Regions from separate parts of the Homo sapiens genome. Here region 2 is linked to region 1. A link is a loop called in an ENCODE intact Hi-C map of the cell type or tissue named here. Cell type or tissue: CD14-positive monocyte. All regions are shown on one strand. Links, peaks and the distances in the headings refer to the core of each region. The heading gives the core; the rest is flanking DNA.

Region 1 (16,915 bases), core at 3,678-11,677:
CCTTATTTAACTTAATCATCTATTCAAAGGCCTGTAGCCAAATACAGTTACATTCTGAGATACTGCAACACTGAAACCCTTTGACTGACATCTCCTCATTTTTTCCCCATCCTTCAGCCTCTGATAACCACTATTCAATTCTGTTTCTATGTATTCAACTCTTTTTAAATTCTAGATGTAAGTGAAACCATGTACTATTTTTCTTTCTATGTCTGGCTTGTTTCACTTAGCATAATATTCTCCAACTTCATCCATGCTGTTACAATTGGCTGAATCTCCTTCTTTAAGATTGAATAATATTCATATATATGTGTATTTTATATATGTATGAAATACACACACATACATATATGCCTATATATTTTCTTTATCTATTCATCTATGGACAGACAGTTGGATTGTTTCTATATTTTATCTATTGTGAATAAAGCTGCAACAAACATGGAGATGCAGGTATCCCTTCAACATATTGTTTTAATTTTTTTAGATGTATACCCAAAAGAGGAATTGCTGGGTCATAGGGTAGTTCTACTTCTAATTTTTTGAGGAAACTCCACTCTGTCTTCTATAATGGCTGTTCCAATTTGCCTTCCCACCAACAGTATAAAAAAGCTCCCTTTTCCTCCACACCCTTGTCAACACTTCTCTTGTCTTCTTGATATAACCATTGTAACAGGTGTGACACAGTATCTCATTGTGATTTTGATTTACATTTCCCCGATGATTAGTTATGTTGAGCACCTTTTCATATGCCTGGTGGACATTTTTACATCTTCTTTGGAGAAATGCCTATTGGGGTACTTTACCAAATTTTAATTAGATTACTTGTTTTTTGCTATTGAGTTGTGTGAACTCCTTACAGATTTTGCATATTAACCCTTCATCAGATATACAGTTTGCAAATATTTTCCCCAATCTATAGGCTTTTTCATTTTGTTGATTATTTCCTTTGCTGTGCAGAATATTTTTAGTTTGATGTAGTCCCATTTGTCTGTTTTTGCTTAATCCCACTGGTTTATTTTTGTTTTTGTTGCCTGAGCTTTTGCTGTGATATCTAAAAACTTATTGACAAGACAGATGTCAAGAAGCTTTTTCCTTATGTGTTTTTCTTGGAGTTTTGCAGTTTACAGTCTTATGTTTAAGTCTTTAATCCATTTTGAGTGTGTTTTTTTTTTGTATGGTTTAAAATAAGTGTCCAATTTCAGTCTTTTACACGTGAATATCCAGTTGTCCCAGCACCATTTGTGGAAAATATTGTTCTTTCCTCATTGTATCTTCTTGGTGCCCTTGTTAAAAATTTGTTGACCATATATGCTTGGGTTTATTTCTGGGTTCTCTATTCTACTCCATTGGCCTGTGTATGGGCTTTTATACAAGTAGCATACTCTTTTTATTATAGCTTATTAATAGAATTTCAGGTCAGAAAATCTAGTGCTTCCAACTTTGTTTTTCTTTCTCAACATTGCTTTGGCTATTTGGGGTCTTTGGTGGTTCCATACAAATTTTTCTATTTAGGTGAAGAATGCCATTGGAATTTTGATACGCATTGCATTGAATCTGTATATAGTCAGCCCACTGTATCTATGGGTTCTATACTTGAAGATTCAACCAACCACAGATCAAAAAATATTCAGAAGAAAATACATTAAAAAATAAGACATTTTAAAAATACAGTATAACAACTATACTATTTTCATGTCATTTACATTGTATTAGATATTATAAGGAATCTAGAAATGAGTTAAAATATTAAAAAAGGTGTGTAGGTTATGTGAAATACTACTACATTTTATAAAAGGGACTTGAGAATCCAGAGATTTTGTTATCCACACGGGGTGTCCTGGAACCAATCCCCCATGGATATTGAGGATAACTATAGTTCTTTGGGTAATGTGGACATTTTAACAGAATTAATTCTTTCAGCCCATGAACATGAGATAGCTTTCCATGTATTTGTGTCTTTAATTTCTTTCATTAGTGTTTAATAGCTTTCAGTGTACAGATTTTCCATCTTTTTGATTAAACTTATTTCTAAGTATTTTATTCTTTTTGATTCTATAGTAAAAGGGATTATCTTTATCTTTTTTATTTGTTTTTCTGATAGATCATTACTGGTATAAAGAAATGTAACTCATTTTTGAATGTCAATTTTGTATCCTGTAAATTTACTGAATTCATCTGTTTTAAGTGTCTGTGTGTGTGTGTGTGTGTGTCCTTTAGGTTTTTCAACATATAGGATCATGTCATCTGCAGATAGAATAATTTTACTTCTTTTCCAATCTGGATATCTTCCATTTCTTTTTCTTGTCCGATTGCTCTTGGTAGTATTTGTTGAGAGTTTTTATCAAGAAAGGATGTCGAACTTTGTCGAATGCTTTTTCTGCATCTACTAAAATAATCTTATGAGTTTTGTCTTCCATTCTGTTAATGTGAGATATCGCATTGATTGATTTGAATATGTTAAACCAATCTTAGATACCAGGGATAAATCCCACTTGGTCATAATGTATAATCTTTTCAATATGTTGTTGAATTTGGTTTGCTACGATTTTACTGAGGATTTTTGCAACTGTGGTCATCAGAGATATTGACTTGTAAGCTTTTTTTTTCTTGTAGCGCTTTTGTCTGACTTTAATATAAGGATAATGCTGGCCTCATAAAATGAGTTTGAAAGTATTCCCTCAAGTTATATATTTTTTGAAAGAGTTTGAGAAGAACTGATATTAATTTTTTCAATGTTTGCTAGAATTCAGCCATTACGCCATCTGATTCAGGAATTTTCTTTGTTGGAAGGTTTTTAATTACCACATCAATCTCTTTATTTGCTATTACTCTGTTTAGGCTCTCATTATTTTCCTGATTCAGTTTTGGTGGGTTGTATGTTTATACAAATTTATTTTTTTCTGCAGATTATCCAATTTAATGGCATATAATTAATTGCTCATATTTGTCTCTAATTATCCTTATTTCTAAGGCATCTATTATAATGTCTTCACATTCATTTCTGATTCTATTTATTTAGTCTTCTCCCTTTTTTTTTTTTTTGGCTTAGTCCAGAACGGTATGTATATATTTTATTTGTTCAATAAATCAACTCTTAGTTTTATTGATTTTTCTATTTCTATATTCTTTTGGTTTATTTTGCTCTGATAGCTATTATTTTCTTTTTCATGCTTACTTTAAGTTTAGTTTGTTCTTCTTCTTCTAGTTCCTTGAGGTATAACATTAGGTTTTTCCAAATCTTACTTTTCTTTCCTTTTTTCTTTTGAGATGGATTCTTGCTCTGTCGCCCAGGCTGCAGTGCAGTGGCGCTATGTTCGCTCACTGCAACTTCCGCCTCCCAGGTTCAAGCGATTCTCCTGCCTCAGCCTCCTGAGTAGCTGGGACTACAGACGCGTGCCACCACGCCTGGCTAAGTTTTTGTTTTGTATTTTTGGTAGAGAAAGGGTTTCACCATGTTGGTCAGGATGGTCTTGATCTCACCTCGTGATCCGCCCACCTCGGCCTCCCAAAGTGTTAGGATTATAGGCGTGAGCCACCACGCCTGGCCTAGATGTTCCTACTTCTTAATGTAGACAATTACTGTTATAAACTTCCCTCTCAGAACTGCTTTTGCTGCATCTCCTAGGTTTTTGGTATGTTGTGTTTTCATCTTTTTTTGTCTCATAAGTTCTACAAATTTTCCTTTCTATTTCATCTTTGAACCATTGGTTGTTCAGAAGCATGCTGTTTAATCCCCACATATTTGTGAATGATATGGTCTGGCTGTGTCCCCACCCAAATCTTATCTGGAATTATAATCTGAATTATAATTCCCACATGTCAGGGGAGGGAAGTGATGGAAGATGATTTGATCATGGGGGTGGTTTCCTCCAGGTTGTTCTCATGACAGTAAGTTCTCACTAGATCTGATGGTTTTATAAGTGGCAGTTTTCTCTGTGCTCTTTTGCTCTTGCCTGCCACCATGTAAGACATGCCTGCTTTCCCTTCTGCTATTGTTGTAAGTTTCCTGAGGCCTCCCCAGCCATGTGGAACTGTAAGTCAGTTAAACCCTCTTTATTTATAAATTACACAGTCTCAGGTAGTATCTTTATAGCAGTGTGAAAAGGGACTGATACAGTGAATTTTCTGGTTTTCCTCTTGTTACTGATTTCAGTTACATACCAATATGGTCAGAAAAGACACTTGACATGACTTCAATCTTCTTAAATTTCTTCTTTAAAAAACAAATTTGCTAACATTTGTTTTGTGGCTAACATGTCTATCCTGGAGAATGTTTCATGTGTGCTTGAGAAGAATGTGCATTCTGCTAATATCGGGTGGAAGGTGTGGTATACCTCTATTATGTCCAATTTTTCTAAACTGTATGTCAAGTCCAATATTCCCTTATTGATTTTCTGTCTGGGTGATCTATCCATTGTTGATAGTAAGATATTGAAGTCCCCTACTGTCATTGCATTGCTGTCTATTTCTTCCTTCAGATCTGTTAAGATTTGCTTTATATATTCAGGTGCTCCACTTATGGGGGCATATTTATTTACAATTGTTATATCCTCTTGATGAATTGACACCTTTATTATCATATAATGTTCTTCTTTGTCTCTTGTGACAGTTTTTAACTTAAAGTCTATTTTGTCTAATGTAATTATAGCCACCTTTTGGTTATCATTTTTCATGAAATATATTTTTCCATACCTTAACATTGAGCCTACGTATGTCTTTAAGATTAAAGTAAATCTCTTGTAGGAAGCGTACAGTTGGGTGTGTTTTTATTTAAACCATTTGGTCATTCTGTGTTTTGTTGGATAATTCAATCAATTTACATATAAGGTAATTATCAGTTGGTAAGAACTTACTGCTGTCACTTGTTAATTGTGTCTTGTTGCTTTGTATATACTTTGTTTCTTCCTCTCCTGCTATATTTCTTTGTGATTTGATGATTTCATGTGTTGCTATTTTTGTAATCCTTTTCCTTAATCATTTGTATATCTACTTTAGTTGTTTTTTTTTTGTGGTTACCATGAGGCTTGCATAAAACATTTTATAGTTATAACAGTCTATTTTATGCTGGTAATAAGTTCAATCACATAAACTCTATACTTTTAATCTCCTTTCATACTTTATATTTATTATGTTAAAATTTACATTTTTTATGTTATGTATCCCTTACCAAATTATTGCAGCTATGGTCATTTCTAGTAGTTTCATCTTCTAATCTTATATTGGAGATAAAATTGATCTACACTCCATCATTACAGTATTACAGTGTTCTTTATTTGATGATTTATTTACCGGTACCAGTGATTTTTAAAAAATTTTTGTGGGTACACAGTAGGTGTATATATTTATGGGTTATATGAGATGTTTTGATACAGGCATGCAATGTGAAATAAACACATCATGGCAAATGGGGCATTCATCTTCTCAAGCATTTATCTTTTGAGTTACAAACAATCCAAATATACTCTTTAAGTTATTTTAAAATGTACAATTAAGGTCTTATTGACTATAGTCACCCTTTTGTGCTATCAAATTGTAGGTCTTATTCATTCTTTCTCACTATTTTTTTGTACCCATTAACCATCCCCACCTCTCCTCCAACCCCCCACTACCCTTCCCAGCTTCTGGTAACCCATCCTTCTACTACTCTCTATGTCCATGAGTTTAACTGTTTTGATTTTTACATACCACAGATAAGTCAGAACATGCAATGTTTCTCTTTCTGTGCCTAACTGATTTCACTTAACATAATGGTCTCCAGTTCCATTGAAGTCGTTGCAAATGACTGGATATCATTCTATTTTTATGGCTGAATATTACTTCATTGTTTTTATTCATTCATCTGTTGATAGACACTGAGGTTGCTTCCAAATCATAGCCTTTGTAGACAGTACTGCAAAAAACACAGGAGTGTAGATATCTCTTCAATACACTGATTTCCTTTCTTTTGGGCATATACCCAGCAGTGGGATTGCTGCATCAGGTGGTAACTCAATTTTCAGTTTTCTGAGAAACCTCCAAACTGCTCTCCATAGTGATTATACTCATTTACAACCCCAACAATGGTGTACAAGGGTTCCATTTACTCCACATCCTCGTCAACATTTGTTATTGCCTGTCTTTTGAATAACAGTCATTTTAACTGGGGTGAGATGATATCTCATTGTAGTTTTGATTTGCATTTCTGTGATAATCAATAACCTTAAGCGTTTTTTCATATGCCTGTTTGCCATTTGTATGTCTTCTTTTGGAAATGCCTATTCAAATCTTTTGCTTAATTTTCATTATTAAATTTTTTTTTCCTATAGAGTTGTTTGTGCTTCATATATTTTCTGGTTGTTAATTCCTTGTCAGATTGGGAATTTGCAAATATTTTCTCCCATTCTGTGGGTTGTATCTTCACTTTGTTGACTATATCCTTTACTGTTCAGAAGCTTTTTAACTTAATGTTTTCCTATTTCTCCATTTTTGCCTTGGTTCCCTGTGCTTATGGACCACAACTCAAGAAATCTTTGCCCAGACCAATGTCATGGAGATTTTCTCCAAATTTTTCCTGTAGTAGTTTCATAGTTTGAGGTCTTAGATTTAAGTCTTTAATCCATTTTGATTGTATTTTTTAATGGTGTTAGATAGGGGTCTAGTTTTATTCTTCTGCATACAGATATCCAGTTTTCCTAGGACAATTTATTGAAGATACTGTCTTTTCCCAGTGTATGTTCTTGGCACCTTTGTCAAGAGTGACTTACTCTAGGTGTGTAAATTTGCTTCTGGGTTCTCTATTCTGTTCCATTGGTCTATGTGCTTATCTGTTTGTTTTTATGTCAGCACCATGCTGTTTTGGTTACTATAGCTCTGTAGTATAATTTGAAGTCAGGTAACAAAATTGTCCCAGTTTTGTTCTTTTTGCTCAGGATAGCTTTGGATTTTCTGGGTATTTGTTGTTCCGTATAAATTTTAGGACTGTTTTTTCTATTTCTGTGAAGAATGTCATTGATATTTTTATAGATATTGCATTAAATCTGTAGATTGTTTCAGGTAGTATGAACATGTCAACAATACTGATTCTTCCAATCCATGAACATGGACTATTTTTCCACCTTTCAGTGTCCTCTTACATTTATTTTATCAGTATTTTATACTTTTCATTATAGAAATGTTTTATTCCTTTGGTTAATTCCTATCTATTTCACTTTACATGTGGCTATTGTAAATGGGACTGCATTGCTTTAGTTCTCTTTCATAATGTTCACTGTTGGCATGTAGAAATGGTACAGATTTTGGCCAGGCATGATGGCACACACCTGTAATCTTAGCACTTTGGGAGGCCACAGCAGGTGAATCACTTGACCTCAGGAGTTTGAGACCAGCCTGGGCAACATGGTGGAATCTCATCTCTACAAAGAAAAATAAATAAAATAAAATAAAATAAAATAAAATAAAATAAAATAAAATAAAAATACATATATATATAAAAGCTGGGTATGGTGGTGCACACCTGTAGTCTCAGCTGCCTGGGAGGCTAAGGTGGTGTGAGGGTCACTTTAGCCTGGGAAATCAAGGCTGCAGTAAGCCAAAATGGCTACTGTACTCCAGCCTGGGCAACAGAGTAAGACCCTGTCTCAAAAACAAAACAAAAAGTACAGATTTTGGTTTGTATATTTTGTATCTTGAAACTTTGCTAAATTCCTTTTATCAGTTCCAGTAGTTTTCCTGTGGAGAATTTACGTTTTTCCAAATATAAGATCCTATCATCTATAAACAAGGATAATTTGACTTCTTCCTTTGCAATGTGGATGTTCTTTATAGCCTTCTCCTGTCTGATTGCTCTAGCTAGGACTTCCAGTGTTATGCTGAATAACAGTGGCGATGGTAGGAATTCTTGTTGTGTACCAGATCATAGAGGAAAGGTTTTCAGTTTTTCCCTATTCAGTATGATACTATCTTGGGTCTGTCATATACGGCTTTAATGTTGTTGAAGTATGTTTCTTCTGTTCCCAGTTTTTTTGAGAATTTTTATCATGAAGGGATGCTGAATTTTATTAAATTCTTTTTCAGCATCAATTGAAATGATCCTATGGTTTTTATTCTTCATTCTGCTGATATAATGTATCACATTGATTGATTTATGTATGATGAACTATCCTTGCATCCCAGGGATAAATCTCACTTGGTCATGATGAAAGATCTTTCTAATGTATTGTTGCATTCAATTTCCTACTATTTTGTTGATTTTTGCATCAATATTCATGAGTGATATTGGCCTGTAGTTTTCTTTTACTGATGTGTCTTTTGTCTGGTTTTAATATATTATAATACTGGCCTCATAGGATGAGTTTGGAATTATTTCCTCATCCTCTATCTTTGAGAAGAGTTTGAGTGGGATTGGTATTAATTCTTCTTTAAATGTCTGGTAGAATTCAGAGGTAAAGCTGTCAGGTCCAGGGCTTTTTTTTTTTTAATGGGAGACTTTTTATTCCAGCTTCGGTCTTGTTACTTGTTATTGGTCTGTTCAGGATTTGAATTTCTCACAAGTTCAATCTTGGTAGGTTGTATGTATCTACAAATTTCTCCATTTCTTCTAGAGTTTCCAATTTATTGGCACAGAGTTGCTCATAGTAGCCACTAATGATCCTTTGAATTTCTGCCATATCCGTTGTAATGTCTCTTTTTTTCATTTCTGACTTTATTTATTTATTTGGATCTTCTGTCCTTTTTCTTAGGATCTTCTCTCTTTTTTCTCAGTCTGGCTGAAAGTTTGTCAATTTTGTTTAACTTTTTAAAAAACCAACTTTTTGTTTCATTGATCTTTTGTATTTTTTTATTTCAATTTCATTTATTTCTGTTCTCATCTTTTCTGCTACTAATTTTGGGTTTGTTTTGCTCTTTCTTTTCTAGTTCTTTAAGATGAAACATTAGATTGTTTATTTGAAGTTTTTCCTCTTTTTTGATGTAGGCACTTATAGCTATAAACTTCCCTCTTAGTACTTATTTTGCTGCATCCCATAGGTTTTGGTATGTTTTGTTCCCATTATCATTTGTTCCAAGAAACTTTTCAATTTCTTTATTAATTTATTCATTGGCCCATTGGTCATTAGGAGCATATGGTTTAATTTCCATGTACTTGTATAGTTTCCCAAATTACTCTTGTTATTAGTTTCTATTTTTATTCCATTGTTGTCACAGAAGATGCTTAATATTATTTCAATTTTTAAATGTTTTAGGATTTGTTTTGTGACCTAACATAGGGTCTATCCTTGAGAATGATCTATTTGCTGAGGAAAAAATGTTTATTTGTCAGCTCTTAAATAAAATGTTCCTTAAATATTTATTAGATCCATTTGATCTATAGTGCAGATTAAGTCTAATGTTTCTTTGTTGATTTTCCATCTGGAAGATCTGTCCAATGCTGAAAGTGAGGTGTTGTAGTCTCCAACTATTATTGTATCAGGAATTATCTCTCTCTTTAGCTCTAATAATATTTCCTGTATATATCTGGGTGCTCCCATGTTGGATGCATATATATTTAAAATTGTTATATCTTCTTGCTGAATAGATCCCTTCATCATTAAATCGTGACCTTCTTTGTCTCTTCTTATAGTTTTTGTCTTGAAATCTATTTTGTCTTATATAAGTATAGTCACTCCTGTTGTTTTTTGGTTTCAATGGCATGGAAGATCTTCTCCTATCCCGTTATTTTCGGTCTATATGTTTCTTTATAGGTGAAGTGTGTTTGTTGTAGGAAACAGACCAAAGGGTCTTGTTTTTTATCCATTCAGCCATGCTATATCTTTTTATTGAAGAGTTTAGTATATTTACTTACACTCAATGTTATTATTGATAAGTAAGGAATTACTCTTGCCATTTTGTTGTCTGTTTCCTGGTTGTTTTATGATCTTCTCTTCCTTTTTTCTTTCCTTCCTGTTTTGCACTAGTGAAAATAACTTTCTCTCTGGTGATATAATGTAGCTTCTTGCTTTTTATTTTTTGTGTATCCATTGTATGTTTTTTGGTTTGAGGTTACCAAGAGGCTTGGAAATGCTATCTTATAACCCATTACTTTAACCTGATAACAACAATGCTATTTGTATAAACAAGCAAAAAGAAAATGAATAACTCTATGTCTTAACTTCATCCTCCTGTTTTGTGACTTTTTGTTGTTTCTATTTATATCTTATTGTACTGACTATGTCTTGAAAAATTGCTATAGTTATTATTTTTATTGGTTCATCATTTAATCTTCCTCCTTAGGATAAAAGTAGTTTACACACCACAGTTACTGTGTTATAATGTTCTGTGTTTTTCTGTGTACTTACTGTTACCAGTAAGTTTCGTACATTCAGGTGATTATTTATTACTCATTAATGTCATTTTCTTTCTGATTGAAGTACTCACTTTAACATTTCTTATAGGACAGGTCTGATATTGATGAAATCTCTCGGCTTTTGTTTGTCTGGAAAAGTCTTTATTTCTCCTACATGTTTCAAGGATATTTTCACCAGATATACTATTTTAGGGTAAAAGTTATTTTCCTTGAGCATGATAAATGTGTCATGCCACTCTCTCCCGGCCTGTAAGGCTTCCACTGAAATGTCTGCTGCCAGACATATTAGAGCTAAAAGCAGCAAGAGAAAGGAAACAAATGACATAAACGTAATCTTAAGTTATATGTTTCTTTTCTGATTGTATGTTACTTGTTTCTTTTCTCTTGCTGCTTTTAGAATTCTTTGTTTATCCTTGACCTTTGGGAGTCTGATTATTAAATACCTTAAGATAGTCTTCTTTGGGTTAAATCTGCTTAGTGTTCTATAACCTTCTTGTACTTGCATGTTGATATCTTTCTCTAGGTTTGAAAAGTTCTCTGTTATTTTCGCTTTGAATAAACTTTTTACTCCTATCGCTTTCTCTACCTTCTCCTGAAGGCGAATAATTCTTAGATTTGCCCTTCAGAGGCTATATTCTAGATCCCATAGGTGTGCTTCCCTGTTTTTTATTCTTTCTTCTTTTGTCTTCTCTGACCATGCATTTTCAATAGCCTGTCTTGAAGGTCACTAATTCTTCTGCTTGATCAATTCTGCTATTAAAGGACTTTGATGCATTCTTCAGTATGTCAAATGCATTTTTGAGCTCCAGAATTTCTGCTTGATTCTTTTTAATCATTTTAATCTCTTAGTTAATTTACTGAATAGAATTCTGAATTCCTTCTCTGTGTTATCCTGAATTTATCTGAGTTTCCTCAACACATCTATTTTGAATTCTCTGAAAGGTCACGTCTCTGTTTCTCCAGGATTGGTCCCTGGTGCCTTATTTAGTTTACTTGGTGAGATAAGGTTTTCCTGGATGGTGCTGATGCTAGTAGATGTTTTTCAGTGTCTGGGCATTAAGGAGGTTAAGTATTTATTGCAGCCTTCACTGTCTGGGGTTATTTGTAGCTGTTCCTCTTGGGGAGCCTTTCCAGATATTTGAAAGGACTTGAGTTTTGTGATCTAAGCTCAATCTTCTTTAGGGGACTCCCCAAGCACAGTAGCACTGTGGTTCTTGCAGACTTGTAGAAGCACCTCCTTGGTTATTTTCGACTGAATCCAGGAGAACTCCCTGGATTACCAGTCAGAGATTCTTGTTCTCTTTTGTTACTTTCTCCCAAACATACAGAGTCTCTCTTTGTGTTCTGAGCTACCAAAAGCTAGAGGGGGAGTGACACTGGCACCCCTGTGGCTATCACTACTATGACTGTGCTGGGTCAGACCTGAAGCCAGCGCAGCACAGGGTCTTGCCCAAGATCTGTAACCACTCCCCAGCTACTTCTTGTACTGACTCAAGGCCCTTGGCCCCTACAATGAGTAGACGGCCATTCCAGCCAGGCCTGTGTTCTTCCCTTCAGTGTGGTGAGATCTCTGAGGCCCCAGGTGGATTCAGAAATGCCATTTGGGGGTCAGGAACTAGAGTCAAAACCTTTGAAGTCAACCTGGTCTTCTATCACATTGCAGCTGATCTGGCACTCAAACCACAAGATGCAGTCCTTCCCACTATCTCCTCCCCTTTCCAAAGGCAGAGGAGTTTCACTCTGTAGGCACTACCACCCCAAGTCACAGGGAGTACTGCCAGACTACTGCCAATGTTCCCATAAGGCCCAAGGTCTCTTAAGTCAGCTTGTTGTAAATGCTGCCTGGACTCTCTTCGGGGAAGTGGGCTCCCCTCTGGTCCAGGGCAGGTCTAGAAATGCCATCCAAGAGGCAAGTCCTGGAATAGGAGACCCTTAGAGCCTGCTTTGTGCTCTACCCCCCTGTGGCTGTGCTGGTACCTAAAATGAAAGACAGAGTCCCTTTACTTTTCCCTCTGCTTTTTGCAAGCAGAAGGAGTTTCTCACAAAACAATAGCTGGTAATATCCTGAGTCTTACCTGAAGCCAGCAAGTCTCAGAGGTTCACCTGAGACCTCAATATAGTACCTGGGACTTTCTGCTGATTATTCAGGGTCCAAGGGCTCTTCAGTTAGCAGGTGATAACTATTGCCACGACTGAGTCCTTTCCTTCAATGTGTCTGGTCCTCTTGTGGCCCAGGGTGTGCCTAGAAATGTCATTTGGGAGCTAGTTCCTGGAACAGGGGCCTAACAACTCTGGCTGGTGCCTTATCATGTTGTGGCTGAGCTGCTATCCCAGATGCAAGACAAAGTCCTCCCCACTCTTCCTTCTCTTCTCCTCAACTGGAAGGAAGGGGTCTCTCTTCGAACCTTGAGCTGTGCAGCCTGGATTATGGGTGGGGGGACGCCAGCACTCCCTTAGCTGCCCCAGCTGGTGTCTCAGTATGTTCTATGCCCACTCAGTTCACTGCCTCTGGGCCTAGTTCAGCATTAGGACTCGCCCAAGAGTTGCAGTCCTTATGGACTAGACTGCCTTTCAAGTTTACCTGGAGTTACTCAGCTACACTGAGTGCTGTAGCTCTCAGTGGTGAGGTTTTCAGGCACTCAAGTTCAGAATGCTGGGGTCAGTGATTCTCTTCTGGCTCAGGCTAGTTTAAATGCTCCCTCTGTGGGCTAACATCGACTAAGTTTGGTTCGGATTTCCTTTCTTCTCTAATAGTACAGCACTGAGTTCAATGGCTCACAATTGCTGTGTTCTTCCCCCATCACCCAGAGATGCTGTCTGCATCACTTTGCCACTGCCGGGGGTTACATAAGGGTGACATCAGTGGTTTAGGACAGCTTTTTCTATCTCTTCAGTGCCTCTTTCTGCTATATGATGTGAAAACCAGGTACTGTGAGTGCTCATCTGATCGCTGGTTCTTAGAAAGGTGTTTTTTTCTCTAAAGACACTTATTAACTTGCTGTTCTTGCAAGGGTGTGTGCGGTCAATTGGTGGAGCTTTCTTTTCTGTCATCTTGCTCCTACCAAGGAATTTTATACATCATATATCTTCATGTTAGTTGTTAGTGTCCTATAATTTCTGCTTGAAGAATTCTGTTAGCATTACTTATGAGATGGGTCTAGTGGTATTGAACTGTCTCACTTATTGCATGTTTGGAAAAGCTTTTATTTCTACTTTATTTTTGAAGGACATCTTTGTTAGAGGTAGTCTTTTTGGTGGATGATATTTTCCTTTTAGCACTTTGAATATATCATCCCATTGTCTCCAGGCTATAAGGTTTCTGCTGAAAAATCTGCTTATACTCTAATAGTCATTCCTCTGTATGTGCCATGTCACTTTTCTATTGCTGTTTTCAAATTCTGTCCAACTCTTGACAATTTAATATAACGTGTCTTATTAACTCTTGACAATTTAATATAACGTGTCTTATTAACTCTTGACAATATAATATAATGTGTCTTATGCTAAAGGACTCTTTGTGTTGAACCCATTTGGGGACTTTTGAGTTTCACAGTTTGGGATGTCCATATCTCTCCCAAAATTAGAAAGTTTTCAGCCATTGTTCTTTAAATAAACTTTGTTGCCCTCTCTCTCTCTTCTCCCTCTGAGATTTCCATAATGCATACATCAGTTTGCATAGTGGTGTCCCATAAATCTCATTGAATTTCTTCACTTTTTTCTTTTTTCTTCTCTAACTAGATACAGGTTGAGTATCCCTTATCTGAAATTCTTAGGAACAGAGTGTTTTGAATTCTCAAGACAATTGAAAGGGTGAGACACTTGCATGGGGTTCATCCTTGCAAGAACACCAAGTTAACAAGTATTTCTTGGATTTTGGATTATTTGCATTATACTTACTGGTTCAGCTTTCTTAACCCAAAAATGCTAAATCCTAAATGCTCCAATGAGTGTTTCTCTTCAGCATCATATTGGCACTGAAAAAGTTGCAGATTTTGAAGCATTTCAAATTTAGGATTTTCAGATTAGGGATACTAGACCTGTAATTTCAAATGACATGTCTTCAAGATTACAGATTCTTTCTTTTGCTTGATTAAGTCTGCTTTTCACTCTTGTATTTTTCATTCCATTCATTGTATTCTTCAGCTCTAGAATTTCTGTTTGGTTCTTTTTATAATTTCTATTTTAAAAGAAAATTATTTTAAATTCCTTTCCAGACAATTTTAAAATCTCTGTTTCTTTGAGGTCAGTTACTTTAAAGTTATTTTGTTCCTTTAGTGCTGTTGTTTCCTTGCATTTTCTTGTTTCTTGTGATTTTGTGCTGATGTCTATGCATTTGATGGAGCAGTCATCTCTTCCAGACTTTAAAGACTGGTTTTAGTGGGTAAAGACTTTCACCTGCAGGTGGGTGCAATGGCACTGATTGGATAGCTCTGGTTCTAAAAAAATGTAGCAGTGTAGTCTCTGTGTGGCTCCATCAGCTGAGGTCAGCATTAATGAAGACTGCAGAAGCATCAACAGCTAAAGTTTCAGGTGTTTGTGGCAGTGGCATTGGCAAAGTGGACTGTTAGGGTCCTCAGTAGCAAAGACTCTTGGAGTCCTCTCGCCCTCCTTTTCCCTACTGGGGGGAAACCAAGCCAAGAGGATCCCTTTTGGTGTCAAGTCTAATGTGGACTGCAGGCAGCCACAGTGGCACTAGGTTCCAGGATACAGGTGCTCAGAGCCACTGCAGAGCTGGCTTCCTGGGCTCAGGCACTTGTGAACTGCCATGGCACCTGGGTCCTGGAGAGCAAATTGATGTACCAAGGCATTGGCATGCACTTATCACCCATGTTGCCAGGGTCTAGGACTTTGGAGCTTATTTCAGTGGCTTGGGCCTGGGGATATATGATATAATGGTGGCTTGAACCCTGAGAGACAGGCACAGAAGCAGCACAGCCTAGGGGTAAAGGGGTCCTCTGGCCACTCAGGTCCTGGAGGGTGGGGCACAGCAGCAACTCTAGTTCCATGGATGTCAGGGCACAACCGTGATTCTGGCCCAAGGGGCAGGGAGCAGCATAGTAGCACTTGGGCACCTGGGGAGACACATTACTGTGTTGGCCCAGGCCTTAGAGCAGCAGTGAGACCCTAGGGACTTGTGGACATAACAGTGACTTAGGCTTCAGGGTTGGTATGGCTCCACAGCAGCTCTGCCCCAAAGGCCAGGGCACAGTGGCAGTAAGGCCCATGGAATTGTGGGGTACAGCTGTAGCTCAGGCCCTGAGAGCCAAGTGCAGCACGGTGGTGACTCCAGTCTCTGTGAAGGCAGAGTATTGCCACAGAAAGGGCTACGAAGGATGGAGCTCAGTTGTGCTAAGCCCCCTGGTATGTCAGGACACAGTGGGAACTCTGGCTCTGAGGGGCATGGTACAGCAGCAACATGACCCCAGGATGGACACGACCCTGTAGGAGCTCAGCCACAGAGGGTGGGGCACAATGGTGACTCAGACTCCAGGCAGTCAGGACACAGCACAGCAGTAACTCCAGTCCCTGGGAAGATGGGATACCAAAGAAGCTCAGGCCCTGGGAACAGTGCACAGCACAGTAATGGCACCAGTCCCTGGGATGGTGGGATGCAAGAGAACCTCAGGTTCTAGGAGGTTGAGCACAGCATAGAGGCAACTCTGGTCCCTGGAAAGGTAGAATGCCACAGCAGCTCAGGTCTTAAGTCATGGGACAGCACAGCGTGACTCTAATTCCTGGGAGGCAGGTGGTAAAGCAACTCAAGCTCCTGGGTGTAGGTCTCAGTGCAGTGGCAACTCCAGTCTCTAGGAAGGCAAGGTGCCTCAGCAACCCACACCCTGGAGAGACAGGGCACTGTGGCAGCAAGGCTGCTGAAAAGGTAGGGCACAGTGGGGACCCAGGCTTATGGCAGCAACCTAGGCCCAGAGAGAGTGGCGCGCTGGGCAACCCAGGCTCCAGGTGGTGGGATGCGGTGACAGTAAGACCCTAGGCGTGTAGGGAAACAATGGCTACTCAGGACCTAACAGCAGGGTGCAGCACAGTGGCAACTCCAATTCCAAAATGTCATGAAACCACGGTAGCTCAGCTCATGGGACAGAAGGCACAGTCTTGGCTCTTTCTCATGGGTAAGTGTAGCAGCATGGACTCCAGGCAGCTCCCTGTGTTGGGCTCAGGACTGGTGAAGACTGCAGGGGTATCCATTGGTGAGCACTGCTGGTGTCTGTGGTAATAATGAGGGCGACTGGGATCTTCCTTCTCACCCTTTCCATGCAGAAGGAAGTACCTCTTGCCTCTGAGATAATCCAGACTGGGCAATGGAGTGGCCCAGACAAGGTGTTTCCCACCCTATTCTATGCAGCCATGCTAGGTTGCTCTGCTCCACAGGGTTTGTGCTACTCTTTCGCTATATTCCAGAGCTCCCCCTTCGTTATTTTATTTGTCATGTAGTTGTTTATTCATTATTTTGTGAAAGAAATGAGAATTAGGACCTCCTTGTTTGATATCTTGCAGATATTATTTCCTTTTTCTTCTTTTTGAATAAACCCAATTGATAAATGGTTTTGTTTTTTCACCTCTTCTTGAGGTATAAACTAC
Region 2 (16,915 bases), core at 3,880-11,879, 320 kb before region 1:
TTCAATTTGACTATTCTGTACTTTGTGCACACTTGGAATACTGCAACATCTTAATTGAAGTCTGGAATTCATATAAAAATGTTTAGTGTGTACATTTGTGAGCAATTCATGTTTCTGTGTGGGAATGAAGGCTGGGACTTCCTATTCAGCCATATATAGTTAATTATGTGGATAACTAACTTTATTCAGATCACTCATGTTATCAAGAAACTATCCATTAACAAAATTCTCACTTGAAAAGTATTTTTCTGGAAAAAATACTTTTTTATTTAGTGTCTAGGTGTACAATCTCTACTTGGTATGGAGGAAGTCTTGTTTACATTGAAATGCGTACTATAAATAGGATATAAGTAGATAAAAGGGGGCTATATCTTGGGCTCTTCACTTGGAAGCTTTAATTTCAGCAATTTGAACAGATCTCTCATTGTTCTGAAACATCCCTCTCCCAGGAGAAGATGGTTGGGTTTAGTGTAGGGGTGAAGACATGTTCAGAAGAGGGAATTTTTACTTAGGGATTGCAGAGTTAAGGTTTTAACAATATATTTCCAACTTTGATGATGCAACATACAATTTTTGTCATTTTAATGGAAGACAATAAATTTTATGTCCAGATATTCAGAGAAGGGAGGAATTGTTATTTTGTTTGTGTGTATTTTCCTCTTTCTCCTTTGCTCCCCTTCTTGCTGGGAGTTCCCATACCCATTTCCTTCATATTGGTCTACTTGTTGCCATCTCTTCCTGTTGAATGCTTTCATGAATTCTATATTTCCCCTTGTAGATTGTCATGCAAGCACTGCTTATTATTTCTTGTTTATCTTTCTTCTCCAGTGACCATTGTGTTTTCCTTTTCTCCTTTATCTGACCCTTCCTTTCTCTTCTTTAGAATAGTTGCTTACTGCTTACAGGAGTGCTTTGAATGCTAATGCTATAATTCAGACACTGATTTTTAAACAGAATCCAAAGATTACATTTGAGGCTGGCCTGACTCAGTATCTGCCATATGCCACTAAAATAGTCTATTGTTTATTACTGTTTTATTGTGTTCTTATACAGTTTTATACTGCTTGGGTGTGATCTGGCACTGTTAGCTTTATCCACTTCAAAATTAACCAAGCCATCTGGAGGAGTATAATTTAGAGGGGGAGCACATGGGTTTGTGAATGCTGACATCTTGATTGTGCTCTGAGGGTGTCTCTTATGTTTCTTCATACTCCAGTTTCACCCAAATAAAGCACAAAAATTAAATCACACATCTACTCGCACTTCCCCACATATACATTTTGCAGGCTTCACTGAAATATCAAGAGAACGAAAACAATAGTCTTTTGAGTTCCTTTAAATCATAACAAGTTTGTGGTATTTAAATATATTCAAGCATGAAGTGATATTAAAACAATGCCTTGATAGTTTTTTCCCAGTATAGTTTCTCATATTTTTTCTCATTTTATTGCCTAAGTATTTTATTTATTTGTTTTCTCCCTCCCTTTCTTCCTCTTTTTTCCTTCCCCTTTCATTCCTTTCCTTTCTTCTCCTCTTCTCTCCTTTCCTGTTCTCTCCTCTCCTTTTTTTTCCTTTTTTCTCCTTTCATCTACAAATTCTTGTGAAGCAAATTGTTAGCCAGAGTCAAAGATTTCAGTGATGAACAAGATAGGCAAGGAGATGTTTGATAGGAGGACACACACAATATATAGACATAAATAATAAATAATATATATTATTTTCTATACTTAGTTAAACGAAAATAAGTTATAGTTATTTGAAAGAGATTGGTAAATGAGAGTAAGGTAGCTATTTTTCTATAGAAAGTAAAGTAAGGCATCTCTGAGCAGGTAGCATCTGAGCTGACACCTAAACAACAAGAAATATTCAACAACAAGAGGACCTAGAACTCAGTATTTCAGGCAGACAAACAGCAAATGTGAGCTTCACAGGGTTTAAGAACAATCTAGGAACAGTGAATAAAAGGAAAAAGGAAAAGAAAGGAGTTTAAAGAGGTAGGCAGGGTTCCGTTCATGTTCACAATGCTGAAGGTCACGAGGATGGGGTTAGATTTTATTCCAATTGTAAGAAGAAACTATTGGAGGATTTTAGGCAGGGAAGCGATGTGATTTGATTTATGTTTTAAAAAGATCACTATGGCTTCTGCATAGTGGATGAGGAAAACAAAGCAAGACACATTAAATGGTTTGTCCTAGACTACAAGGTAAATCACAGAACAAGAACTGTCTTCTGACTCCAAATCCAGCCTTTTTCATCATTTACCTTGTGACCTCATCATTTTCTATTTTTTAAAAATCATTTTGTCCTCCAGACATGATCTTCATTTCTACCTTCTCAGATTATTCTAGCAGTTACTAAATTACGTTTTTATTTATTCTTCTCACAGATTGACCTTGCTAGGTTATAGAGGCATGTTCTATCGTCTTTATTAAGGTATGCCATTTAGTGAGGGTATGCTTAGTGCAGGTTGTATGTATAATTAAATGTACAATTATGATCCTACAATAAAACACAACAGATTAATAACTTTCCTACTGAGAGGAAACTGAAAAGTAGGACAATAGTAAAGGAAAACTAATTCTTTATGTTTGTAAGTGATTTTCATCAATGGCTTCCACTAATTCTTTTCAATTTTCCAAATAAATAAAACTTAAGTAACTTTTAATTTTCTTTTATAAAGTCAACTCTTGTCTAGAGAAATTTGGGGGTGAGGGGGATAATCCATGCATAATTTAAAAATGGAAATTTTAGATGAAGGATGGATACTGTGTTTCTGTCTTAATTTAGATAAAGTGAAACAATAAAACTGTGACCAGTCTTTGCATTTATTATTTTTTTCATTAATTTGTTTACTCATTCATTTCTTCATTCAAAAAAACTTTACCACATTCTTATGTGCCAGGCATGGAAACTCTCATGTATTTGACTTGTGACATGCTATTCTTTCTTCCTTTGTCCATTTCTTATTCCATTGGATAATTTACTTCCCTGACTCTTTCATGTGTCCTAGTAGTTTAGCTGTGAAGTCCATCTTGCATATCTATGCAGATTAAACTTGTATAATCATGTTTTCCCCTGTCAATCTATTCCTATGCTTCCTGAGCTCCCTGTGCCCACCCTCCTTTCCTTTTGTTGGAGCAACTTGATCTTTACTGACACATTCAAGCCCAGTTCATTCTCTGAAACTTGTCCTGCCCTTAGTCTAGGGTATTTAAGGAATCCTTTATGAGTAACTTGCAGGACATGACATCAAAAGTCAACATTACTGCTAATTCTGCTTGTGGGTCCTTCGTTTTCTGTTTGAAATAATGATGCATTTTCTTTTGTCATTGGTTAGTTCTCCATTTGAAATTCTGTTTTCTCCTAAGTAAAGCATTTCATTAGGCTGATAATCCCAGCTTGAACTGTAGTCTCCGATCTGGGCCAGACTTCTCCATCTAGTCTCTGCACATCATTTACTTTGAACACTTCTGTCTATGTTTGTTTCACTACAGAGATATTACCTTAGGTGAGACACTATTTCTTGCCTGTATAAGCTGAGAAATACTCTAAGGTATTTCTAGACATTCATCTCCTACTCAGAGGAATTCACTACAATCTGTTCATCTTCCTAGTTCCCTCACCATACAGACACTGACATCTCTAAGGTCACAAATTAATTTCTTTTTGGCATATTCAATGGGCTTTTATCAAAGCCTCCCCTATGTTAGAATCTCTGCACATTTATCTTCTGTAACTCAGTTTTTTGCTGGTTCTCATCTCTCCTCTGGATCCTTCATGGTTTTCTTCTATGTGTTTTTTCCTTTAATATTGATGTTTTCCAGGCTTCTGTCTCTAAGTCATTGGTCAAAATATTTTTTATTGATACACGATAAATTTAAATGTGTTTGTGGTACATGTGACATTTCGATACATTCACATAATGTGTAATAATCAAATCAGGGTTATTTGGATATCCATCACCTTAAACATTCATATTTTCTTTATGCTGGAAACATTGTAATTATTCATCACTACCTCTTTTGAAATGTACAATAGGTTACTGTTTACTATAATTACTGATTTACTTAATACGAGGGATTATTTCTTCTATCTGACTATATTTTTATACCTCACTTTATCCCTTTCTTCTCCCTACCCGCTTGTCATTTTTAATACTCTATGGGTGATCTTGTCCAGTCTCTTGTTTCAACTGCTATACAGCCCAGCCTTAATCCCCATGCTCTAGATTTATATATTCAAACTTCCGTCAACCACTTACCATCACGTTGATCCTAATAGTTTGAAATCTGAATGTGTCATCTTCCCTCTAAATGGCTCCTCTTCCTGAATTGCTGTCTAATCCTTTTCCTCTCCCACAGTTCCATATCTACCCATCCATAGTTCTAATACTTTTAATGCTTAAGTGTTTCTCCACTTTTTCTGCTCTTTTTCTTTTATCCCCACTAGCTAATTCTGGCTGGATCATCATAGCTGTTTTTACTACTCTCTCTGCCTCTAGTTTTGTCACATTTAAGCCTGTCTTCTACACCTCTGCTGCCTAAGCTATCCCTTTCCACTGCCCCTATTGGCAGCTATCTTGTAGTCATCTTCAGCTCAATGCCATTTCTCCATTTATTCCAAGATGACCACTATGATGCTGGAATTCTTGCCCAATCTCTCTCTGCCATGCTGAGTTAGGTGTCCTTCAGCTATACTCAAAGATATTATGTGAATATCTATATTATCTTAATTACCTGTTTATATATCATACCTTCCTTTGCATTTTCAATGTTACCTTGCCTACTACTCCTCACAAAATACAACTCAGGTATTACTTGTGGGTTGCTTCATTTTCCAGTAAGTTTATTTCAATAAGGAGGTAATATGGATGCTGTTAGTATCTTGGCACTTATTTTTCTTATTCTTTTCTTTTTTTAGAAGGTGTTTCACTCTTGTTGCCCAGGCTGAAGTGCAATGGCACGATCTCGGCTCACTGCAACCTCCGTCTCCCGGGTTCAAGTGATTCTTCTGCCTCAGCCTCCCGAGTAGCTGGAATTACAGGCATATGCCACCACACCCAGCTAATTTTCCATTTTTAGTAGGGACGGGGTTTTACCATGTTGGTCAGGCTGGTCTTGAACTCCTGACCTCAGGTGATCCACCTGCCTTGGTCTCCTAAAGTGCTGGGATAGCAAGCATGAACCGCTGCGTCTGGCCCATTTTTCTTATTCTTAAACATCCTACTAAACATTTTGGAGCTAGTTGTATTAGGAGGTTTATTTTCTATGTGGATGGAGCAGTTTAAAAAAGCTGAAATAAGTGAAATCTTCCAAGTGATTTAAAAAATTTTTAAGCCCATGTTTCTACCTACTAAAATTCAAAAATATTTACTATAGAAGATGACTAGTCTTCTTTATGACAGTTATTTTAATTTAAAAGGAATTAAAAGGATATAACTTTTCTTGAAACATTTGCACTTAATCATGCTGTCAATTCATTATATGATTTTGGATTACTTGCTTAATGTTTCTATTTCTTCTCTGTTAATACTAATTACTCCTAATAATTATAAGAATTGTTATTGTATCCAATTTAGAAATCCTGTTATGGAAGCTATTTTTATAGTGTATTATGATTAATGCATACAATGTCCATGTAAACTTTCAATTTTTAAATGTGACACTACTTATCTATTGAACACTTACCATGTGCTAGGCACTGTTCTTGAATGCTTTATGCATAAAAGCACATTTAATCCCATCATAGCCAATAAAGTATTATTACCTTGATTTTACAAATGAGATAACTCAGATATGCAGACATCGAGTAACTTGGCCAAGTATACGTGTTATGGATTGAATTGTGTCCTCCCAATATTCATGTGTTGAATCACTAACCCCTAATGTGACTATATTTGGAGACAGAGTTTTTAAGGAGGTTAATAAGTTAAATGAGGTCACAAGTGTGGGGCTATAATCCAATAGGACCAATGACCTTCTAAGAAGAGGAAGACACACCAGGCATGCACACGCACAGAAAAGAAGACCATGTGAGGGCACAGCAAGAAGATGGCCATCTGCAAACTAAGAGGAGAGGCCTCATTAGAACCTAACCCTGCACCATGATCATGGACTTCCAGCCTTCAGAGTTAGGAAAATAAAATTCTGTTGTTTATGCCACCAAATCTGTGGTATTCGCTTATGAAAACCATAGAAAATTATACAATACCCAACAAGCAAATAGCAGAATGGAATTAAACCCATAAAGGATGGCTTCAAAGGCAATGCTTAACCACTATACTGCCTTTAAAAATTGTCCTAACAGTTCAACTTCAATTACAGAAAGTTTATAATAATTAGATGTTAATACTTTTATGCTTAACTTTATATTTCTATTTCAAATGCTTATTTCCTTTTCAATAGTTAATATTTTCTGGACAGCAATTCTGGACTATTTTCTAAATTCTCTGTTTTCTAAATTCTTATGTCATGCCCTCTGTCATAAGAATGTTTATACCCTATGATCTTCTAAAAATAAATCCTTAAAAGATGATATGGTTTGGCTATGTGTCCTCACCCAAATCTCATGTTAAATTGTAATCCCCATTGTTGGAGGATGGACCCAGTGGAAGGTAATTGGATCGGGGGGTGGATTTTCCCCTTGCTGTTCTCACTATAGTGAGTGAGTTCTCAGGAGATCTGGTTGTTTAAAAGTGTGTAGCACTTCCCTGTTTGCCCACTGTCTCTCTGTCTCCTGCTCTGACATGGTAAGACATGTTTGCTTCCCCTTCACCTTCCACCCTGATTGTAAGTTTCTTGAGGCCTCCCAGCCATGCTTCCTGTACAGCCTATCGAGCTGTGAGTCAATTAAACCTCTTTTCTTTATAAATTACTCAGTCTCACATAGTTCTTTATAGCAGTGTGAAAATGAACTAACATAAAAACTTAGTACTAGAGGAGTTGGGCATTGCTATAAAGATACTTGAAAATGTGGAAGTGACTTTGGAACTGGATAATGGGCAGAGGTTGGAACAATTTGGAGGGATCAGAAAATGACAGGAGGGTGAGGGAAAGTGCAGAACTTCCTAGAGATTTGTTGAGTAGTTTTGACCAAAACACATATTGTAATATGGACAATGAAATCCAGCTTAAAGTGGTCTCAGATGGAGATGAGGAACTTATTGGGAACTGGAACAAAGGTCATCCTTGCTATGCTTTAGCAAAGAGACTGGCAGCATTTTGCCACTGCCCTAGAGATCTATGGAACTTTGAACTTGAGAGAGATGATTTGGGTTATCTAGCAGAGGAAATTTCTAAGCAGCAAAGCACTCAAGAGGTTATCTGGCTGCTTCTAAAATCCTATGGCCATTTGCATAAGCAAAGAGAATTTGTATTTAAAAGGGAAGAGGAGCATAAAAGTTTGGAAAATCTGCAGCCTTACCAAGTGGTAGAAAAGAAAAATCAATTTTCTGGAGGGAAATTCAAGCCTGCTACAGAAGTTGCATAAGTAAAGAGGAACAAAATATGAATAGCCAAGACAGTGGGGAAAATGTCTTCAAGATATTTCAGAGACCTTTGTGGCAGCCCCTCCCATCACAGGCCTGGAGCCTTAGGAGGGAAAAAAGGTTTCATGGGCCAGGCACAGGGCCCTGCTGGTCTATGCAGCCTCCAGACATGGTACCCTGTATCTCAGCTGCTCCAGCTCTAGCCGTGGCTAAAAGGGGTGAAGGTACAGCTTGAGTCATTACTTCATGTGTTGTTGGACCTGTGGGTATACAGAAAGCAAGAGGTGAGGTTTGGGAGCTTCCACCTGGATTTTAGAAGATGTATAGAAATTCCTGGATGTCTATTCAGAAGTTTGCTGCAGGGGCAGAGCCCTCATGGAGAACCTCTACTAGGGCAGTGCAAAGTGGAAATGTGGGGTTGGAGCCACCACTGAGTCCTCACTGGGGCACAGCCTAGTGGAGCTGTGGGAAGAAGGCCACTGTCCTCCAGACCCCAGAATGGTAGATCCAATGACAGCTTGCACCACAAACCTGGAAAAGCCATAGGCACTCAATGCCAGCTTGAGAAAGCAGCCGCAGGGGCTAGACACTGCAGAGCCACAGGGGCAGAGCTGCCCAAGGCCTTCGGAGCTCACCCCTTGCTTCAATATGGCCTAGATGAGAGACATGGAGGCAAAGGAGGTTATTTGGGAGCTTTAAGATTTAATGACTGCTCTGCTGGGTTTCAGACTTGTGTGGGGCTTGTAGCCCCTCTTTGTTTTGGCCAATTTCTCCCATTTAGAGCAGGAATATTTACCCAAAGCCTGTGCTCCCATTTTATCTTAGAAGTAACTTGTTTTTCACTTCACAGGCTCATAGGTAGAAGGGACTTGGCTTGCTTGTCTCAGACGAGACTTTGGACTTGTACTTTTGAGTTAATGCTGGGATGAGTTAAGACTCTGGGGGACTGTTGGGAAGGCATGATTGGTTTTGAAATGTAAGAAGGACATGATATTTGGGAGGGGCCACGAGTGGAATAATATGGTTTGTTTCTGTATCTCCACTCAAACCTCATGTTGAATTGAAATCTCCAGTGTTGGGGGAAGAACCTAGTGGGAGGTGATTGGATCACGGGGGCAGAATTTCACCCTGTTGATCTCATGACAGTGAGGTAGTTCTCACAAGATCTGTTTGTTTAAAAGTGTGTAGCACTTCCCCCTTAGCTCTCTTCTCTCTCTCTGTCCTGCTCTGCCATGGTAGATGTGCTTGCTTTCCCTTTGCCTTCTGCCATGATTGTAAGTTTCCTAAGGTTTTCCAGCCATGCTTCCTGTACAGCCTGCAGAACTGCTCTTTCCTTTATAAAATACCCAGTCTCAGGTAGATTTTTTGTTTTGTTTTGTTTTGTTTTGTTTTGTTTTTTTGAGATGGAGTCTCACTCTGTTGCCCAGGCTGGAGTGCAGTGGTGTGATCTTGGCTCAATGAAACCTCTGCCTACAGGATTCAAGCGATTCTCCTGCCTCAGCCTCCTGAGTAGCTGGGACTACAGGTGCATGCCACCACACCTGGCTAATTTTTTTATATTAGTAGAGACAGGGTTTCACCATGTTAGCCAGGATGGTCTTGATCTCCTGACCTCATGATCCGCCCGCCTTGGCCTTCCAAAGTGCTGGGATTACAGGCGTGAGCCACTGTGCCTGGCCAGGTAGTGTGAAAATAGACTTATACAAAATTTTACTCCATCTAATTACCGTGTCTTTTGATTGCGAATTTAATCCATTTACACTTAAGATAATTATTGACATGCAAGAACTTACTGTTGCCATTTTATTACTATTTCCTTTGTTCTCTTCTACCAATCTTGCTGTCTTCCTTTGTGATTTGTCTTCCTTTGTGATTTGTCTTCCTTTGTGATTTGTCTTCCTTTGTGATTTGTTGAATTTTTATAGTGTTATGCTTTGATTCCTTTCTTTTTATCTTTTTGGTATCTTCTAGAAGTTTTTTCTTGGTGGTTACCATGGAGTTTATGTGTAACATTTTAGGGTTATAACAGTCTATTTTAAGCTAATAACAGCTTAACTTCAATTGCATACAAAATGTCTACACTCTCACTCTGCACCCCCACCATATTTTATGCTATTTATGTCACAACTTATATCTTTTAATTTTATAAATCCATTAACAAATTGTTGTAGCTATAGTTACTTTTGATATTTTTGTCTTTTATCTTTTATGCTAGAATCACAAGTTATAGTCTTTGAAAAAAAATTAGTAGATTCAGAAATTTTTCTGAGCGAATTTTGAATTCCTCCAAATGAACTCTGTCAGTTTATTGTGAGACAGCATCAAGCTGCTCTAGGCTCTACAGTTCTGGAACACTAGTAGTTTCTTATTATCTCAGTGAATATTGTATTTAAAACTAAACCTAAAGGGGGACTTCTGTGTTATTTTCTCTTTCAGATCGTGTAGACTTCAATTGGCAGAGTTACTCAGTATTATTTACTTGGAAAATCCTCTGTAACCTAAAAGTCCTAGCTCTCCTGACACTAAGGATGACAATGGAACACTTAAATGGTAGCTGCCTATGAAGGGCTGTCCCTCTACCCCCTTGTTCCCTCTGAATCTGAAGCTATTAGCCACTTACAATCTTAATAAACTAAAATTTTTTTGGATATTTGGATTAAATTTTTCTAAAGTATTTAATGGGGAAGAATAATATACTGCATTTAAGAGTTTAAGTATACCTTTTTCATGGTCTATACCCTAGAAAACAAATTATATGACTCTTTTTAATGTGTTCTTTTCATACAATATAACAGTGAGCATCCCACCCCTCATTTCTTCCTTATGGCATGCATTTTTGAAAGCATGTAGTTTGTTTTTAATCATATATAGTGTTACTTGAAGAAACTTACTCTTTGCCTATGCTCACCTCCAGCATTTTAAATTCATAACCTTAATGCTACCTTAATGTTGGCTTTCAAAATTCCAAAGTACTGTAAAAGAGAGCAAGAAAGCAAAAAATAAAATAAAATATACAGAAATAGGGAAGGAAATGCAACCAGTTTGGAGAGAAAATAGGGCATGAGTGTGAGATATGTAATAGTAATCTCTAAGATCCAGCTGTAAAATGACATGATTGAATATACAATATACTGGTGATTGAAAATATCATATATTTCACATTAAGACAATTAAACATAGATATGGGGTTAATTTTATTTCTTTTCCTTCCAGGAGATGCATATATCTGTAGAGTTTTTATAGAAAGAAAACAGAGAGAGGAATCAATCCACACTCTAATACTCTTGTTTCTAAGTAATCTAATGACAACTCTTATAATTAAGTTTTTTTAAAAAAAGTCAATGTACTGAAATGGGAATCATGAGATCATCCAGCCATTTAACATCTCAGTTATATAAGTGAGACTTCTTCTTAAATTAATTAACCAGTGAGCGTACACACAAAAAGCACAATGAGTCAAATCTTTTCATCATGAACTTAGGTTAGCTGCATAGTTTTGAGCTTTTTGGAAACTTGCCAAAATAAGTTTTTACATATCACATTATAAGTTGGAAAAAAACTAGCATTACAGAGTAGCCTCGCTGAAATGAATTTTCAGGTAAAAACAAAGGATTAAATACAATAGTTGGTGAGGAATTTGCTGAACCTTCTTGAAATTTATTTCTTCAAATTTTTAATTCATTCATTCAATATATTTGAGTGTCCATCATTTATTAATAACCTATTAGTTCATATGTTGTTTAGCCGTATTAATTTTTTAAAATGGACTTTACTTCATTATTTGAAATATTTAAGGTGGGGTATACTAATTGGGAAGGGGATTTAAGTGTGATTACTGGGTAAAGCACTTGACTTATCAAATACAGCTCACCCAGTACACAGTGCAAATAACACACAATTAAATACTTCAATCATAGAAAGTGACTTAGATAAGCAGAGATCAGAGAAACAACTGATATGGAATTATTTGTTACACAGAAATTCTATAAGCAAATCAAACAAGGATTGATTTCCTAGTGAATATCTGCTAAGACATGGGGATAGCTTTATCATATAGAATTATTTTAATGGAAATTTCAAGATTTTAAGCTAGAACACAAGCAGAGAGGTAGCGGAAACTTCCAGGAACTTGGAACTAATAAGAGTACCTTTTGTTTATAGAATGTGTACTTTACAAAATGAGTTCACACTCATGGTTTTAACAACACTGCGAAGTAGGCATTGGGAAAGCTAAGCCAGAGATTTTAATTAGGAAGAACAGCATGGGGTAATTTGGTAGTTTTAAAATTGTATTCTAGATCAGTGCTTCTCAAGTTCACTGTGTACACATACCACCTGGGGATCTTGTCACATGGTAGAGTCTGATTCACTGAACCTGGAATGGGGCCTGAGATTTTTCAAGGCTTTCATGCTCTCAGGTGATGCAAATGGCCACTTCAAGGAGGAGCTTTGGAAGAGTCCTAGGAGTCAGAGTTTTTATTGCCTTGTGGGGCTGGGAAGGGAGGTGGGAGAAGTCAGGTGAAAGTCCCTAAGGCTCTTGCTTCTCTTCACCACAATGATATCATTTCGATCTGATAATATATTAAAGTTGCACATGGGGCTTTACTTGAAGAATTTTTTGTTATAGTTAATACATTTTTTTTTTCAGTCTTTGAAACCAAAAAATTGTTTTCAAAGTCTTGGGGGAAAAATCACTAGGTTCCCATCATGTCTCCGGCAGTATCTATCCTGTCTCACTGAGGGTGTTTGCTCTTCTCTAAAGTGAGTGAAATCAAAGACAAAATCTCCAAGACAATAGCCACCAATATTATAATTTCTATATCACTTCTAAAGTAAAACTGCTAGTAAGTAGTAAATCAGAGGTTAGCTGCAGGTCTTCCATGTCCAGGGCTTTTGACACTGCACCACGTGTTTATTCAGATATTTCTATCAGTCAGGAAACATATCTGGCACTCTTGTTCATGATGAGTAATAGAGGAATCATTGCCTTTGCTAGAGGATTTTATTAAAAAAAAAAATTAGAGGGTAGTAACACCTATTGGAAAAGAGAATGTGATGAGAAAAGAGAAATGCCTGCCCCTTCCTATTTATAGGTGATTCTTGGTTATCTGGGAAGGTGCAACATCAACGAATCATAAATATGGAATGGGAGGGATCTGGAAGATTTTCTAATTTGAGTATAGTATTGTACTCACAGACGTTAAGGAATTAGTCCCATGGTGACCCAGATAGTTAGTGGCAAATTAGAGTAGGCCTTGGATCTCCTGATTCTTATATGAATTCTTCTGCATCTTTTTTAGTCCTATAACAAATCTCCCACCAGTACTGGTAACATAAAGTCACTGTGTTTGGTTGAAGGTTTCATACATTTTGTTTTTTCCTTCACCCCCTGCCTACAATTCTCCTACTAGGCCTGTTATTTGATGAAGATGATATAAATAGAAGCAGAGCAGCACATAGTGTGACCACGAAAGGCCAAAGAGCACATACTGGAGACCTGAATGTCAACCAAACTGCATAATCCCTGTTTATCTTCATTGTAGAAATTGCCATAACCGTGAGTTCTTTAGATTCTTTGGTGTTCTTAGTACATCCTAATGCAAGAACCTCTCACTGAGATCGTAGGTAAGGAGTAGAATTTTGTGATAGGCTAATGTGAAGCCATGGTGAAAATAAAAGATAGCATTGAAGGAGCTTCTGTATATACAATAAAAAAATTTAATTCAATATTTAAAAATTTTGTTATTAATATACTTATTACTTCAGCAAAGTAGACAGTATTTATTGAGTAGTACCTAGTAGACACTGTTCTAATGCTTTATAGATCTAACATCTTTTAATTCTCAAGTGCATCCAGTTTCAAGTGCGTGTATTGACAGAGTGATAGCTAAAAAATATGGAAAAGACATTTCACTCATAGGCTTCTGTCACTACCAGATTGATTTTTCACTGACTCTACAGTTGTTCGTCTGACTGCACCTAATCATGTGGTTTCTCAGGCATCCTGTGACCCATCTTGGTCTGTCACTTGAGACCTCTCACCTTTTATCTGGTCTTGAAATGTACAGCCTGCAAAGGCCTCTGAGATCTATGTTTTTTGTTGTTGTTGTTTGGTTGGCTTTTTAGGACACAAAGAACTATTTAAAATCCATCACTATTTTCTGTTTCTGTTTTTATTTTTTTCCATACAACCTCTAGATCAAGTGCAAACAACAGAGTAAATTTTATTTTATGTGTACTAATTCTCAATTCAGTATTTTTGACATCAATGGTTGAAGTGTCCTAGATTTAGTTGTTATTGTTCCACTTTAATTTTTATTTGCTACAGGAGCATCATGGTTCAGGTTAAGAGATCAAACTAGTTGCTTTATCAGATACACCCTTACATTCTCTTTCTCATGCAATACAGATCTGTCAGCCACAAATGTTAAACCTAAAATATCTACCATATGTTTTCTCTGGAAAAAGGAGTTCTATGAGGTTGAGAACTGCTGTGTAAAACACTGTATATTACTAAACTGTCAGAATGTCTATGAGTTTTCTATCTCAAGAATACTGGTATTAGAGAATACCAGTCTTCCCTCCATGAAAGTTATTGTACGTAGGTTTTACCTAGGATATACCAGGGACTCAAGATTTGCACTAAACACAACAGATGATCCTGCCTTCATGGAGATAACATTCCAGTAAGAAGATATACATTATAATTGTATGGACATGGATCATATTCTTCTTAGTCCTCTCCCTGTTTCCATCTGCTTTTTTGATAATAAGACATTTTATTTCCACAAATAAAATTTCCCTGAAGACTCCAGGAATATTATCAGGTTATCTGTAAGATTCATTTGGAATTTACACATTTGTCATCTTGTGTTGTCGTCTACCTTTTAAAAAATGTGCAAGTGTCCACGTATGTTTATTGCAGCACTATTCACAATAGCAAAGACTTGGAATCAACCCAAATGCCCATCCATGATAGACTGGATAAAGAAAATGTGGCACATATACACAATAGAATACTATGCAGCCATAAAAAAGGATGAGTTCATGTCCTTTGCATGGACATGGATGAAACTGGAAACCATCATTCTCAGCAAACTAACACAAGAACAGAAAACCAAACACTGCATGTCCTCACGCATAAGTAGGAGTGGAAAAATAAGAACACATGGACACAGGGAGGGGAACATCACACACTGGGGCCTGTTGGGGGGTGGGGGCTAGGGAAGGGACAGCATTAGGAGAAATACCTAATGTAGATGAAGGGTTGATGGGTGCAACAAACCACCATGGCACATATATACCTATGTAACAAACCTGCACGTTATGCACACGTGCTCCAGAACTCAAAGTATTATATATATATGAATGAAGGTAGATTTTATTTAATAAGCTAATTTCTTGTAGTCTATATTATTGCAACAATAAAATATATATAAAGTTGAAAAAATGTGCAAATATCTTTTCTCCATAATAAGATTTTTTTAATTTCTAAGGGCAGGGATCGCCACCTACATGGTTTTATTACATTTTATTTTGCAAATATTTACACATACAAGGAGAGTATAAAGAAAAATAAAGTGAACACCAGCTTAGCAAATAAAACACGCCCTGCACATTTGAAGTGCCGTTAAGCATTCCTCTCTGATCACGTCTCATTTCTTCCTTGCCTCTAGAGGGAGCCACCGGTATTTATCTTCCACTGTGTTTTTAGTACAATAATTGCAGGTACTCTTAGCTGTATATAATATCCTTTTGTACGTTTTAAAAGTTTGTATACAAAATCTTATACCATATTGTTCTGTGTTCATTTGACATTTTCTTCTAACATTTTTGTTCATGGGAATCCTGCACATTGTCAGTCATGCCTGTAGTTTATTGCTTTTCTCTGTTGCATATTATTTCATTATTTGAGCATAGCATAATTTATTTATTTATTATCTTGCTCTTGGACATTTGGGTGTTTTCCCATTATTTTCTAATTTTCTAAGTCTTTATACACATAATGTCTTGTGGGTGAAAGATATTAAAGACACTACATGATTTTTATTCCAAATTATAAGCCATCATCGTATTACCTTCTCCTGTTATGGAGACCAGTTCATCTCACTTAGTTTATGTAAGTTTTTCAGTTTAAATGTGTCTTCATAGTGAACTGGAATAATGCCAAATCCAGCCACAGTCTTCTACGGTTTCTAATACTTAGATTTCAAACTGAGATCACAAGCAGGAAGGGTGACAGCTAGAGTAGAGATAACATTTTCAGGGTCATTTCAGGAAATGAAAGGTCCAAATAGAATTTGATTAGGAATTGAAATATGGTGCCTAACCTGTAGTGAACCATTGCTGCTGAATGTCCTTTTTAGGCAAACAAACATTGTTATTGTGCAGTATTTCAGCATCACCTTCTGGATAGGACTGAACTCATGAGTTATTTGTAAATGAATTACAACTTTCACGGGTCTTTGTTGTAAATGCAGCCATTGGCTCATGGGTCATATAACTCAGTGCTCTAGAGGACAAACTTGCCATGGATGCCGAAGGACAAGGGAGGCTGGTTGCCACTCCATTGTGTGGAAGATGGGTATATGTCTGGGTTTTCTGGCACAACTTGATTTAACCTACTGGGCAAGCCACAGAATTGGCTTAGGACTGTCAGAGTTTCTCAATATTAAGTACAAATCTTGTAGAAAATATAAAAGCGCCAAGAAAAAAAAGTAGCTTCATTAATGACTAGTGTCCTCCTTTCCTTATATTTCAAAGTTGTGATACAAATCAAATAGACAATGTAGAAATTCAGATGCCGGTGTGATGTTTTTGTTTGGCATTTATCTCAGCAAATGAGGGGGTGATGTCATATCACAAGAGAGGTGCAATGATAAGTGTGAGAACAAGTCATCCCTTAACTAGGGAAGATTAATGTGCTGTTCCAAAATGGAGCTCTTATACATGCTGTTCACCCAAAAGAAGTATGAAAAGTGAACAAATGGAGCTGTCAGACAAAGTGCTGATGACATACAAAATATTGAAATAAATAGCTGATGATGCACGAAGCATTGAAAGACACATTGATACCCCTGTCAGCTTCACTGCTCATTTATTTCCATGTGGTTGTCCTCTTCTGAATGTGATACAGCTTTTGCTGTTAAGAACCTTCCATACTGGGTCTTCAGAGTGACAAAGTCAGAAAGTTGGGCAACTTTCCATTGGCTATAAATTAATAGAGATAAATTAAAAGAATTTAAAAAAGATAAGTCAAATCAATTATCATGGTTTACGAGGAACAGTTGTAACTGGCAATTAATTATATAAGTAAGAAGGATGATAGAAGTAATAGGCTAGCTGCTGAGAAACCTGTTGTCTTTTTCAGTGCACTCAGGATGAATACATTTCTTAGAATTCTTTGCAGTTGAGTTAGGGCCACGTGCC

The links. A loop is a pair of places that touch in the nucleus more often than their neighbours do. Peaks named below come from ENCODE experiments on the same cell type or tissue, not always from the same donor. Only the 100,000 strongest peaks of a DNase experiment are listed, where the experiment ranks them.
Region 2: it touches region 1 in a loop (2.1-fold over the local background); 2 of 110 quality-filtered maps call a loop at or near these places.

What each region holds. Positions count from the first base shown.
Region 1 is chr21:14,415,857-14,432,771 of GRCh38, reverse strand. No RefSeq gene overlaps it. Among named protein-coding and RNA genes, the nearest start is that of HSPA13, 41 kb to the right of the region's middle. In CD14-positive monocyte, for the core only: no CTCF peak of the experiment used is centred there; no DNase peak of the experiment used is centred there.
Region 2 is chr21:14,736,381-14,753,295 of GRCh38, reverse strand. It overlaps LOC124905054 (a long non-coding RNA gene), which reads left to right and starts at 8,807. Exons shown (of 2, transcript XR_007067926.1): 1 at 8,807-8,842; 2 at 9,923-10,134. In CD14-positive monocyte, for the core only: no CTCF peak of the experiment used is centred there; no DNase peak of the experiment used is centred there.